Regions from separate parts of the Homo sapiens genome. Here region 1 is linked to region 2. The links are chromatin loops, found by intact Hi-C in ENCODE. Cell type or tissue: PC-3. All regions are shown on one strand. Links, peaks and the distances in the headings refer to the core of each region. The heading gives the core; the rest is flanking DNA. Region 1 overlaps RAB31 (RAB31, member RAS oncogene family). Region 2 overlaps RAB31 (RAB31, member RAS oncogene family).

Region 1 (7,266 bases), core at 1,596-6,595, 88 kb after region 2:
AACCGCATGGGAAGTGAGGCGAGCATTTCCAAATGAAATCTCCACCCTCAATGGCAGGCCTGGGTTCCTGTGAAAAGTCAACGGCCCCTGAGGGGGCTGCTGGAGCAGCAGGACAGCCTAGCAGTGGCCTCCACCCCTGCCCACAGCCCTGAGATCCAGCCGAGGGCTGCCATGGACATGTACGTGCTGCACACAGGCTGAGAGAGGCTGGCACTGGCGCAGGACAAGTGGTCCTGCTGGCCCCTTCCTCCCAGCACAGAAAGGACTTCCCACTGGACAGATGGTGCGTGGCTGGCAGGAAAGCTCCATCAGCTCTGACTCTGCAACTCCAGCCCTTGTGATCCATCCACGGTGGTATTGTCTTGGTCACTTAGCACTGACACCCAATTCTGAAGTTTGCCACAATCCAGGGGTGCCCAGAGCAGCTGCCTTTTTTTTTTTTTTTTTTTTTTTTTTTGAGACGGAGTTTTACTCTGTTGCCCAGGCTGGAGTGCAGTAGCGTTATCTCGGCTCACTGCAACCTCTGCCCCACCAGGTTCAAGCAATTCTCCTGCCTCAGCCTCCCTAGTAGCTGGGATTATAGGTGCCCGCCACCACACCTGGCTAATTTTTGTGCTTTTAGTGGAGACGGAGTTTCACCATGTTGGCCGGGCTGGTCTCGAACTCCTGACCTCAAGTGATCCGCCCACCTCGGCCTTCCAAAGTGCTGGGATTACAGGCGTGAGCCACCATGCTGGGCCTAGAGTGGCTGCCTATTACACTATGCAGCACACAATGCCCCAACAGGAGTCACCAGCCTCAATGCAGCCCCTGCCAGGGGTTTTCCCAAGTCCAGCATCTTACACAATAGGGTCTTGTTTTAAGAACCCAGAGGCCACTTACTACAAGCAAGGAAGGCATTGCAGTGTGCGCTGCTACTGCTGACATATCAAAGCCCCCTGGAGGCACCTCTGCCATTAGAGACCCCTGTGCAGCAACTTCCATATGTCATTTCCCAAGAAAACCTGTTTTTCTGTTTACCCCCTTTATTCTAGCATTGGTATGATGTGGACAGAAGATGTGTGAGCACAGTATGATCTGCTTCTGGGTAACATTAACCCACCAAAAGAATTTTTTTTTTTGAGACAGAGTCTTACTCTGTTGCCCAGGCTGGAGTGCAGTGGTGCAATCTTGGCTCACTGCAACCTCCACCTCCCAGATTCAAGCAATTCTCCTGCCTCAGCCTCCTGAGTAGCTGGGATTACAGGTGTGCGCCACCACGCCCAGCTAATTTTTGCATTTTTAGTAGAGACAGGGTTTCACCATGTTGCCAGGCTGGTCTCGAACTCCTGACCTCAAGTGATCCACCTTCCTCGGCCTCCCAAAGTGCTGGGATTACAGGCGAGAGCCACCACGTCCAGCCAAAATAATTTTAAATTTTGCATTTGGAGAAGTATAAATAACTTTACTGTAAAGAGGTGTCATCCTGATGCAATAATGCAAATTAAATCAGGCTCTGAGCAAATTAACTTGTTTCACTGGAAGCGTTAGGTAAGTAGATGATTTCTATGATTCATCCTATAGAGGAAGGAACAAAGGAACTTTTACTGAAAACTCATCATATGACTGGCATTATCCTGGATGTTCTCAAAATACTTGTTACAATGACTTTGTGAGACAGTTATCATTACCAGTGAATCGGAATGTCAGAGAGGCTCAACAGCCGAACTGAAGGCCACACAAACAGCAAGTGAGGGAGTCAGGATTCATCCATTAGGCTGGTCTAACTAGAATCATAGAGCTCCTCTCGTCACCCCAGGGTCTGAGGTCAGAATCAGCTCCAAGTTTGCAGATCAAAGCTCTAGCCAAGGAAGACACAACTGGCCTGGCAGTGTCCTCATTGGAAAATAAAAGATGCTTAGGAGAGAAACTGCTGGGGCTCTGTGATACTCACTCTCCCTTTCAACTATTAGAAAAAGAACCCTGAGTTTTAGCTGGGCCCCTGGTTACCCAGCTAACGATGACATTTTCCCATCTTCCTTGCAGTCAGGGGTGGCCATGTGACCAGGTGCTGGCACACAGGACAGGAGAGTATACAATGTGATGACCCCACAAGCCACCAAACAAGCCCTGAACCAGCCACCAGGAGGACTGAAAAAGCTGAAGTCACTATAATCTGGGATCTCCTGTTTCAGCAGCTTAGTCTGTATCCTCATCAATACAGTGTATCTAAGAAACTTAAAAACCTGTGCTTTACTCTCCATAGGCTAAGAATCATCCAGATAGTTTGTTTACTTTTTTTTTTTTTTTAGCACATTACATCTTCCTAAGCAGTAAATTCATCCTGCACCCTGAGTCTGAATTCTTACAAATTCTTTTTTTTGAGACAGAGTCTCCCTCTGTTGCCAAGACTGGAGTGCAGTGGCACAATCTCGGCCCACTGCAAGCTCTGCCTCCCAGGTTCACGCCATTCTCCTGCCTCAGCCTCCTGAGTAGCTGGGACTACAGGTGCTCGCCACCACACCCAGCTAATTTTTTATTTTTAGTAGAGACGGAGTTTCACCGTGTTAGTCAGGATGGTCTCGATCTCCTGACCTCATGATCCGCCTGCCTTGGCCTCCCAAAGTGCTGGGATTACGGGCGTAAGCCACCGTGCCTGGCCAAATTCTTAGAAATTCTAAGGCAATGAAATCCAAATTTACGAGATGTATTTATATAGTATGCAACTATATCATGCATTACAATCCATTTCTTTAAACTCATATTCTTTCCAGTGTTTTTATTTGGAACATGCCACCTGAGTAGAAAAACAAAATGTTTTTTCTCCTAGTCTACTCTCACAACACAAAATGCTTCTGTGACCAAATGTACAGGAGGTTTTCCCCACACACCAAGCAAGCCACTGATTCTTCAGCGGACACCAGCGTTCTCTAGTTCTCTGAGTGTTCTCTAGTTCAACTCAATTGTGAAGCTACCTACCTGGAGATAATGTCAGATCCCACAGCGGGAGGCTGAGTCCTACAAGGCTGCCTCCTCCTACTCCAGAGGCCTAGCACAAGGAGGAAGGTGTCCTGTGCTTCTGATTGATGGGCTGCAAATCAGGGTTCCCATGACCACTTCCTCAGGTTTGATTAATTTGCTAGAGTGGCTCACAGAACCCCGGGAAACACTTACTGACATTCACCAGTTTATTATAAAGGATGTTACACAGGATGCAGATGAAGAGACTTGTAGGGCAAGGCATGTGGGAAGGGGTGTGGGACTTCCATGCCCTCCCCAGTGTGCCCCTGCGCCGCCCTCCAGGAGCCTCCACATGTTCAGCTATCCAGAAGCTCTCCAAACTCACCCTTTTGGGTTTTTATGGAAACTTCATGACGTAGGCATGCCTGATTAAACCAATGGCCACTGGTGATCAACTCAACCTTCCGCCCCTTCCCTTCCCTGGAGGTCCCTTCCCTGGAGATTGGTGGTGGGGCTAAAAGTCCCAACCCTCCCATCTTGCCTTGGTCTTTCCTGTGACCAGCCCCATCCTAAAGCTACCTGGGGGCTGCCAGCTATCAGTCCATCATGAGCAGGCAAAAAATACTCTTTGCTCCAGAGATTCTAAGGGTTTTAGGAAACAGGGATGAAGACCAAATACACATTTCACAATATCCCACCACCCACCCCACAGTTAGCTCCTCGCCAGGGGGTCTGTCTGCCACACCGGTCTTGCAGTGGCCCAGGCGGCGTTAAGTCATTGGAACCAGGGCTGTGCTTGCACCGCTGCCTTCCATGATGCACTTGGCCTTCAGCTGCTGCATCCACGCTCACCCATTAAAGGCCCGTGGGGTTGCCACAGCAGCAAGCATCATTTAAATGCCGGCCGGCTGGCTGCCTGCCAGGACCACGTTGTTGGTAAGCCTGTCTTGTTGGTTAGCGTGGGGGGCAGACAAAACTCTCTTTATGACCATTCAGTAACAAGAGCTTTTAAAAGCAGAAGGGGGTGGGGTATCTGTTAGAACCCTCTGACCTATTTAGAGACCCCTGCTTGGTTTCCTTATGCTATGGACTATTTCAGCCCCTCCATGCATAACCAACCATCATTACTTGAGATTCTGTAATGGGCATAGGACAATTTGCTCTAGCCTGCAATTTTCTGCCGTCGTGACAACCTTTTACCAATCCAAGATTGATTCACTGTGACACCTGGTGCTAACCCATGACCAGAATAATAAACACAAGCAATTCACTGTGGCGACTCATTTCTGCAGAAGAGCCGCAGGAGAGGAGGACAGTCATCTGCTCGTTAGTGTAGCAGATAAGTAACTGCATTATTTCCCCGCCCAACACCAAGCAGTGTATGGAAAACAAATGGTTTCACAAAGGAAAAACAGCTTTATACTCTAAATATTGAATTGCAGATGCTCTATTATACCACCGACTCAGCCTCTACTACAATGTAAATATATTTATATTCTACATAACTATACATTTATATTACATATTTACATCATGTATGTTACATAAGGAAACAGTGTGTGGGTGTGGGGGTGTGTGTGTGTGTGCACGTGTCACCTGCTACAGAGGCATGGCTGGGGTGAATCTTAAATTAAAACAGATGGAATCGCCAGCTATGCTGACAAAAAAGACTGCTATAGAATTAAACTGACCTATGAAACTGTGCTTTTTGTGGTATCTGATTGGAATTTTTATGGGCTTGACCTTGTCGCAGGGGCAGAATCTGTCATCCATGGAAAGTCATAAAGCTGAGTCACCTTGGCACACTATTCAAAACTCATTAATCGATTCTCTGCTAGACACAGAAATCTATTGATCCATTTTTTAAATTGGTACATAAAACATTTATAAGTGCAAATACATAATAAATTTTAATAGCTATTTGAAAGAGATAATACATATTTGAAAACAAAAATAACGAGTCCTTGCCCCTACCACCCAATAACATCTGAAAACACTCACACCAAAAGCTTTTCAAATGACAGGGGCAAACTTGGAAATTTACCACAAAAGAGTACTGTGCTTTTAAAATAAATTAGCATCTTCTAATACGAATTACACAAAATTTACAAAGCCAAGTTTTTTTACCACCACAATCTGAAGGCTTTCTAGAAACTGTAGGCATAACCCACTTAAGACTTCTCTTGCTTTCGGCAAATCTTATTATTAATAAACATTTGCTGAATTGACTTTGGATATTTAATGGGATATTACACACTGAGCAAATAATTACAAAATACTCCCAAGAGGAATGCCATTATTCTGATGTACAGAGTTGTCAAGGGGTTTACAAATGAACCAAACCAAATTCACATACACTGGGAAATCTCAGCTTTGCCAATCAACAAATGAAAAAAAAAGGGAGGGGAGAGGGCAGGGGCTTCCCCACAGTCACCAGAGAAAGTCCCTGCACTCCAGCATCCAGTACCCTGAGCATCATCTGGGAGGGAGGCCCAACCAACTCTGGTCCTCAAAGGTCTGGACAGGGAATAAGATCAGCAGCAAAAGTGGGCAGCGCAATTCTAGGGCAACGGTTTTAGGTTTAGGATCTAAATGCTAGAATCAAAAGGAAATGTTTTCAGGCTAGGCATGGTGGTTCACATCTGTAATCCCATCACTTTGAGAAGCTGAGGGGAGAGGATCACTTGAGGCAAGTAGTTCAATACCAGTCTGGGCAACCTAGCAAGACCCTCTAAAAAAAATTTTTAATGAAAAATTAGCCAGGCATGGTGGTGTGCACCTGTGATCCCGGCTACTCAGGAGGCTCAGGCAGGAGGGTTGTGTGAGCCCAGGAGTTCCAGACCAGCCGGGGCAACCTAGTGAGACCCCATCGCTGCAAAAATTTTAAAAATTAGCCAGGCTTGGTGGTGCATGTCTGTAGTCCCACCTACTCAGGAGGATGAGGCAGGAGGATCCCTTGTACTCAGGAGTTCAAGACTGCGGTAAGCTATTATCTCACCATGGCACTCCAATCTGGCTGACAGCAAGACTCTGCTTAAAGAAAAACATGTTTTCATATTGGCAAAGAAGATGTTACTGATTTTCTACATCAAAATGATAATGAAAGAAAAATTCCCCTTTGCCCAAGCTGATCTCAAACTCCTGGGCTCAAGCGATCCTCCCACCTCAGCCTCCCAAGTAGCTGGGATTATGGGCATGCACAACTGTGCTCAGCTTGCCCGTTTTTAAAAGGAGAAATAGGTGCTCAATACCTTAAGAGACTTTGTAGAAATCTTCCTCTTTTGTCTGACATGCCATCCAGACTGAGGAAGAGCCGGAAACTTCAGGGCCACACGAGCCACGGCCATGGCCACATCACCGAGTGCGGAAGCACCGTGGAGGCTGTGGTAATGCAGGTGGTGTGCACCACCACAGGATCAACTTTGACAAATGTCACCCAGGTTATGTGGGAAAGCTGGTGTGAGGCATTACCACTTAAAGAGGAAACAGAGCTTCAGCCCAACTGTCAACTTTGACAAACTGTGGACTATGATCCGTGAGCAGACACAGGCAAATGCTGCTAAAAACAAGACTGAGGGCCGGGCATGGTGGCTCACACCTATAATCCCTACACTTTGGGAGGCCAGGGCAGGCGGATCACTTGAGGTCAGGAGTTCGAGACCAGCCTGGCTAACATGGTGAAACCACGTCTCTACTAAAAATACAAAACTTAGGCAGGCATGGTGGCAGGCGCCTATAATCCCAGCTACTTGAGAGGCTGAGACAGGAGAATCACTTGAACCCGGGAGGCAGAGGTTGCAGTGAGCCGAGATTGCACCACTGCACTCCAGCCTGGGCGACAGAGCGAGACTCCATCTCAAAAAAAAACAAAACAACAACAACGACGACAACAAAAAACCACCGCCACCACCAAGAGGCTCCTCCCATCACTGCTGTGGTGCAACTGGGCTACTATAAAGTTCTGGGAAAGGGAAAGCTCCCAAAGCAGTCTGTCATCATGAAGGCCCAATTCTGATGAGCTGAGAAGATTAAGAATGCTGGGGGGCCTGTGTGCTGGTGGCTTGCAGCCGCAGGGAAGGAGGTTCATTAAATGCTAAATACTTTTTAAAAACAAAACCAAACAAAAAGAAATGGATATGGAAAGAATAAAACCACACACAACTTGTCTCTCACCTGGCACACAGTGCTGAGGCGCCAGAGACTCGAGTCCTTCCCCACCCCACTGCTCCCCCGCAGGGGTGGCTCCTCGGGCCCCGCTTTGTTCATCGTATCCGGGATCCTTTCTGCACCCTGCCTGCCTCTCCTTTCTGCTGTTCCTCACCTTCA
Region 2 (7,266 bases), core at 1,021-6,020:
TTTTAAGGTCCAGCATTTCAAATTCTGTTATTTGGTTTGTATAATTTCTAAGAAACTCCCCTACTCAACTGTGGCTCACTATCAAGACTGGAATGAGTTTTAGAGTCACATGGAAGAGATGAAAGCAATGTAAATTTATTATTCTTAGTAAAAAGTATTTATCTCCAAATATATTTTTAATCTGTTAAAAACCACAACTTTATCCAAAAATGTAAAACAAGTGAGGAGATGGCTGGTGGTGTTTCTAACTTGACCGTGTACACTATGGAAGCACAGGCTCACCCTGGTTTCCAGCTATAGATTGCACAGGAAATTGCATGAATCACACACTTACTCAAGACACTAGAACGGCTCCCACAGCCTCCTTGGAGGATGGCCAATAGGTTTGATCTCTTTAACTGGTAGTGACTACCCGAGGCATTGCATTAAGGAGGAGCCTGGGGCCACAACAGGCTCAGAAGAAAACAGTGTTCTGACTGCCTGGCAATGGGGAAGCCGAGGCGGGCACCATCCTGGCCAGCACATCGAGCCCACCCACTCTGCATGCTTCTGAGACCCACACCATCCCGCCATCTTTCCCACTATTCCCCAGGGCAGGCGCAGGGTAGATATTCTTGACGGCCCCTCCCTGCCAACACGTGCCAAGCTCGCTCCCACCTCCAGGCCTTCGTTCCAGATCTTGCCCCTTCCTGGAATTTCCTCCTCCAACACATCCGTAACTGCCTGTGGCACATACCTCACCTGGGACGCATGTCGTCCCATGCCTTTCCTAGTCACAACAGATGATTCTGACCTCTCCCCTTCCTGAACCCCTCTGTCCTTTCTGGACTGCATCAGACCAACTGGAACTTCATTAAATACAGTCTTACATTGCTCATCAGATACTTCCCCACCCCCTTTCTTGGCTGCCCAAATAGAAGTAAACATTAATAGCTCAAAGGAAAAGACAGTCTCTTTTCTATTCTCACAGCACTTTGCTGCCACAAAAGGACCGTCAAAACGTATTTGCTAATCAAATGACTGAGAGCTGATAGGACTAATTTCCTTCCTCCTACCCTACCCTATTTTCACTTCTAACACTAGATGCCCTTTGTCTTGGTGTATGACCTCTACTCCAGGAAGGAATTCTGGACTCCCTGGCAGCAGTCCCACCCATCCCTCCCAATGTTTCTGTAAGAGGCACCAGAGTGCTTCCGTAAGATGTTAAGAGACCATGATTCCATCCCTCAGAAGAGGCGAGAGTGCATGAGAACAGCCCCTGAGCATCTCCTGGGTTGTATTCATGGGGAGGGTAGGAGGAATCTTAGGCAGAGGCAGCCAGTGACAGCAGAGCCATCTCAAGGTCATTACCCACCACCTCTGAGAAGAAAGTTCTCCCACTTCCCAACCCAGCCCCCATCGTCACTGTTGTTGGGTAACTTCCCACTGCTACCACTTGTAAGATAAAATAAACTAGGTCTGAGGGGTCTTCTCCCATCGGCACTTCCTGATCCCTCCCTCATCCTTCTGATTCATTCGTGGCCCTAAATACACCAGTGAGAGGTGGAATTTCAAGGAAATGCCAACAGGAGACCCCTGAGCTTGAAAAGCAGTTCCATTAGAAGCCATGAAATGAAGGCCAATGTCCAAAAATGACCAGGAAAGCCTGAAAGAGTTTCAAATTGGGAAGAGTCAAAGGGGATTTGTGTAGAGCCAAGAATTCAAAATCAGGAAAACAAGATCAAGCAGAAGAAATGTAGAACTAGAACCTGCTATGCGGAATGTATGGGGTTGGAGTAATTTCTCCCAAGGAATGACTTATTATGGCAGCTATAGGTCAAGGCTGCCCATGCTTGTCAGAGGAAGTGTGAGGGAGTGATTCTTGCTTAAGGGCCAGGGTGGGATAGGATATGCTCTTCTTCCTCTGACCTTCCCTCCTTCGCGGAGGATCCTGGCCACATGGCCCTAAAGCAAATGGTTCCTGAAATACCTGCAGGTCCTCTCACAGAGGTCCCAAAGCCAGGTACCCTTAACCCCTTACCCAAGCCAAAGGCAACCAAGCACAGGCTGGATATAAGGGAGTCGAACCATCCAGAAGAGGGATCATACATTACTTCAGTTTCACAATAATTTGAGCAGAGGAAGAATTTGTTTAGGGTTGTTCAAAATAGGAAAATCTTTCACCAAGATCAGGAACCTAGAAAAAGATCCAAGCTAAATAGGGTAGCCTCATATTAATTTGAACCCAATCACATCTCTTCTCCTGGTGATTATGAATGTGGGGTGTGAAAGGGGGCAGAGAGGCCCTGGAAATGCTTTGGAAGAGATTAAAGATGAAGGGCCAATGGTGTCACTTTTGTGTTTTGTGTGTGTGTTTTTTTAAATAATTTCAACTTTTTTGTTTGTTTGTTTGTTTGTATTTTGAGACAATGTCTCGCTCTGTCACCCAGGCTGGAATGCAGTGGTGCGATCTCAGCTCACTGCAACCTCTGCCTCCTGGGTTCAAGCAATTCTCATGTGTCAGCCTCCCAAGTAGCTGGGATTACAGGCGTGTGCCACCACACCTGGCTAATTTTTGTATTTTTAGTAGAGGGGGGTTTCATCATGTTGGCCAGGCTGGTCTTGAACTCCCAACCTCAGGTAAGCTGCCCACCTCAGCCTCCCAACATGTTGGGATTACAGGTGTGAGCCACCCTGACCAGCCAATAATTTCAACTTTTATTTTAGATTCAGAGGGGTACGTGTGCAGGTTTGTTACATGGGTATGCGGGGTGACACTGAGGTTTGGGGTACAATTGATTCTGTCACCCACGTACTGAGCACAAGAGGAAGTTTTGCAACTGTCCCCCACTCCTTCCTGCCTCTGAAGCTCCCAGTGTCTGTTTCCATCTTTATGTCCGTGAGTGCCCAATGCTTACTTCCCCTTATAAGTAAGAACATGCAGTATTTGATTTTCTGTTCCTGGATTAATTTGCTTAGGATAATGGGTGACACTTTTGAATCCTGAAAGATGATGAGTCATTGTTTTCATTCTCCAGGAAGCCTGAAGGGCAAGAGAGAAGCCCAGACAGTGCAGCCTGCAGTTAGAGACCTGTACAGATGCCAGGATAGATTCTGGGACTTCCTCATTCTTCTCTACCATAAACTCCTACTGACGAAAGCAATGCTTTTCCGAGAATGACCCTTGGACCACTTGTAAAAGGATCACTTTTTAAAATGCACATACCCTTGCCTGCCTCTTCCTATTGAATCAAAATCTCTGGACCTGGTTCCTAGAACTGGAATTTTTAACAAGTGCACTATGGTTTCTTGAATTCATGAAACTTTTAAAACCACTGAGGCAAGGTTACAACCTATTTCTCTTTTTTTCTTTGCAAGACTCAACTGCCCTGTTTTTCCCACCAGACCCAGGAAAAGGACATGCAGCGTCCTGTAGGGCTCTCCAGACTTTCTGAGACAAAGCTTTCTTTTCTATTTAGACCCTAGGCCAATCTGCTGTCCTAGAATAGCACAGACCTTGAATTAGCCCCATGCCATGTGCTACTTGTTCAGAAACTTGCTGCCAGCCCCAGCTCGCACACAGACTAGGTTCTCCTGCCATCTTGACCAGGCAAGTCAGCTGGTACCCCAGATCCTGTGGATTCAATCCATTTGAGGTTCTTATTTTCTTGCAACTCTGACAATCCCTTAAATGTCCCCAACTGTGCAAGCCTAACTCCAGCATCAGCAGATGGTGGAGAGAACAGAATGGCCTGCCCCACCAGGAACTGCACACTCTCCACCCCTGGGAGCTGTGACCAGAACATTCATGGGGAGGGAGAAGAGCGGCAGGAAGGACGGGGGGTTACACCCCTGAGCACCTACTCTGTGCAAGTCCAGGACAGTCTTCTCACATTCCACTTTGCTTTCATGCCTCAAATTCAGAGGGACCATACATTACTTCAGTTTCACAATAATTTGAGCAGGGGAGATTTTGTTTAGGGTTGTTCAAGATAGGAAAATCTCTCACCAAGATCAGGAACCTAGAAAAAAATCCAAGCTAAAAATCCTGAGTGTACCTGACCGGATGCCTCTGAATGCCTTCCACTCTGGGAGTGGGGCGGACCTTTATACCATCTTCTGGAACATGCAAGAAGATGAAACACACTGAACAGGCATCTCTGCCAAGTACTTCTGCACTCAAATGCCTTAAGTGGGCTGAGCCAAGGTTGGAGGGCGAATTCCATTTCCATCCAGCAAATTCTCAAAATAGGCCAGGCAGAGCTCCTTCCAAGAATTGACAAGCTTACACAACCAAAGTGTGTTGGATGAGATCAGTTCCACCAACACACACACACCTACACACACACATCTACACACACACTCATACACACACATCTACACACACTCATATACACATACATCTACACACACACATACACATCTACACACACACACCTATACACACATCTACACACACATTTATACACACATACATCTACACACACATACACATCTACACACACATACACACACATCTACATACACATCTACACACACACTCATACACACATACATCTACACACACACATACACACACACATACAAACACATCTACATCCACACATATCTACACACACATATCTACATACTGTCCTGCTACAACCCTCAGTTAAAAATCAAATACAGTTTTCTGGGAATTACAGGAGAGCAAAGTACTTTGGGATTAGAGTAAAAGAAGGTCAAGCTCTGAATAAGGTCTGGGGTTTAGAGGTTTGGCTAACTCCCCAGAAAAGTTATATCAGCAGGCAGAATCTGGAGCAGCCAGATTGCTGACCAAGAACCGATTCCCCCACCATAGAAACGTGTCAACAAGCCGGTGCCCACTAGGTTCCCAGGCCCTATCACTTACCGACTATTCCTGTCTCACAGGAGACAGACATTCTGGGCAGAGACCCAGGCAGCAGTCTTCCCCTTCCCTCTTTCCTAAATGGGAATTTTTAATACAGTTACCCTGTTTATCTTTTGTACCTTAGGTGTGCTGGAGATGGTTAATTTAATCATTTGGCCCAGTGTGTTTACAAAATTTTTGTCAAATACATCCCCCTTTGTAATTTTTGCCATGTGTATATAATATATATAATGCATATGTATCACACATACCCTCACCTGACTGTTCCAATATTTATTATTTTTATCTAAATCAACTTTTTGTTAATCAGATTTTTTACTGAGATAACCGTAGATTCGTTTACATGCAGTTGTAAGAAACAGTACCAAGCGATTTCTCATACACTTCGCCCAGTTTCCCTAAATGGTCACATCTTGAAAAACTATGGTATAATATCACAAAGAGGACATTGTCATTGATGCATTCTATCTTATTCAGATTTCTCCAGTTTTACTTGTATGCACTTATGTATGTGAGTTAAGCTGTATACAATTTTACCACCTGTGTAGGTTCCTGTGTCCACCACCACAGAGAAGATACCAAGCAGTGCCGACACCACAGGGTCCCTTATGTTGCTCTTTCAAACCCATGCCCACTTTCCTCCCCGTCCCCCACCCCTACTTCCCCTTATGATAGGCCCTGGCAATCAGTAATCTATCCTCTATTTCTAAAATGTTATATAAATGGAACCATGCAATGTGAAACCTTTGGGACTGGCTTCATTCACTCGGCACAATTCCCCTGAAGATGCATTTCGAGCTGTGTGTATCAGCAGTTTGCCTCCTTTTAGTGCTGAGTAGTAGTCCATGGTATGGATGCACCACAGTTTGTTTAGCCATTCGTAACTGAAGGACATCTGGGCTGATCCCAGTTTAGGACTATTACAAATAACGTGTCTATGAATATTCATGTGCAGGTTTTGTGTGAACATAAGTTTTCATTTCTCCAGGATAAATGCCCGTGAATGTGATTGCCAGGCCATATGGTAACTGCACGTTTAGTTTTATAAGAAACTGCCAAACTGTTTTCCAGAGTGGCTGTGCCATTTTGCATTCACACCGGCAACGTATGGATGACTCAGTTTTTCCATATCCTCACCAGCATTAGGTGTTGTCGCTGATTTTTATTTTAGCCATTCTGATAGGTTTGATGATGATATTGAACGTCGCCTTATATCCTTCCTCACCATCTTCCTATTCTCTCAGGTGAAATGTCTGTTTATGTCTTTTGCCATTTTCAAATTTTTTCATGTAAATTTTGTGAGTTCTTTATATAGTCTACATACTAGTCCCTTATAGATATATAGTTTGCAAATATTTCCTCCTAGTCTGTAGCTTGTCTTTCATCCTCTTCACACCTCAATATTTCACAGAGCAAATATTTTTAAGTTTTTAAATTTTAAGGGTGTCTAATTTATCAGTATTTCCTTATATGAATCGTGCTTTTAATGATAAGTCTAAGAACTCTTTGCCTAACCCCAGATCTTTAAATTTATTTTCTTTTAGAAGTTTTTCTAAAAGTTTTATGGGTTAACATTTTACATTAAAGCCTGTGATTCATTTTAGACTAATTTTATATAAGGTTGAGGTTTGTTTTTGTTTTGCCTATTGATGTCCGATTACTCTATTTGTTGAAAAGGTCATTGGTTGAATTGCTTCTTCTGTTGAACTACCTTTGCATCTTTGTCAAAAAATCAATTGAGCATATTTGTGTAGATTTATTTCTGGGTTCTCTATTCTGTTCCATTGATCTATGCATCCGTCTCACTGCCAATACCATACTGTCTCGATTACTGTAGCTATATGGTAAGCCTTCATATAGAACAGAGTGATTCTTTCCATTATATTCTTCTTTGTCAATATCGTTTTAGCTATTCAGTGTCTGTGATTTTCCATATAAATTTTAGAATAGGCTTATTTATGTTTACAAAAAACCTTGCTAAGATTTGACAAAAATTTCATTTAAACCTATAACTCAATTTGAAGAGAATGAACATCTTTACTATGTTGAGACTTTCAATTCATAAACATAATATGTCTCTCCATTTATTCAACTCTTACATGACTTCTTTCATCAACATTTTGTACTTTTCAGCATACAGCTCCTATATATGTTTTGTTAAATATATGCCTAAGTATTTCATTTTCTTTGGAGCAATTGTAAAGAATATCGTGTTTTAAATTTCAGTTTCTGCATATTTATTGTTAGTATTAATATATAGAAATCTGATTGATTTTTCCACGTTGCTTTTGTATCCCACAACTTTGCTGAACCCACTTAGTATTTTTAGAACTTTTTTGGTAGATTCTTTGGGCTTTTCTGTGTAGATAATCATGTCATGTGCATAAATCAACTTT

Evidence for each region. Hi-C counts contacts between places; a loop is a spot of excess contacts. Peaks named below come from ENCODE experiments on the same cell type or tissue, not always from the same donor. Only the 100,000 strongest peaks of a DNase experiment are listed, where the experiment ranks them.
Region 1: it touches region 2 in a loop (4-fold over the local background); 3 of 110 quality-filtered maps call a loop at or near these places.

The regions. Positions count from the first base shown.
Region 1 is chr18:9,734,568-9,741,833 of GRCh38, reverse strand. The region is part of intron 1 of RAB31 (RAB31, member RAS oncogene family); the gene reads right to left. Among named protein-coding and RNA genes, the nearest start is that of RAB31, 30 kb to the right of the region's middle. RefSeq lists an enhancer at 6,733-7,232. In PC-3, for the core only: no CTCF peak of the experiment used is centred there; DNase peaks (open chromatin) are centred at 3,853, 4,203 and 4,683; H3K4me3 peaks cover 1,644 bases; H3K27ac peaks cover 2,413 bases.
Region 2 is chr18:9,821,512-9,828,777 of GRCh38, reverse strand. All of the region lies in intron 5 of RAB31 (RAB31, member RAS oncogene family), which reads right to left. Among named protein-coding and RNA genes, the nearest start is that of TXNDC2, 61 kb to the left of the region's middle. In PC-3, for the core only: no CTCF peak of the experiment used is centred there; a DNase peak (open chromatin) is centred at 3,077; H3K4me3 peaks cover 366 bases; H3K27ac peaks cover 2,047 bases.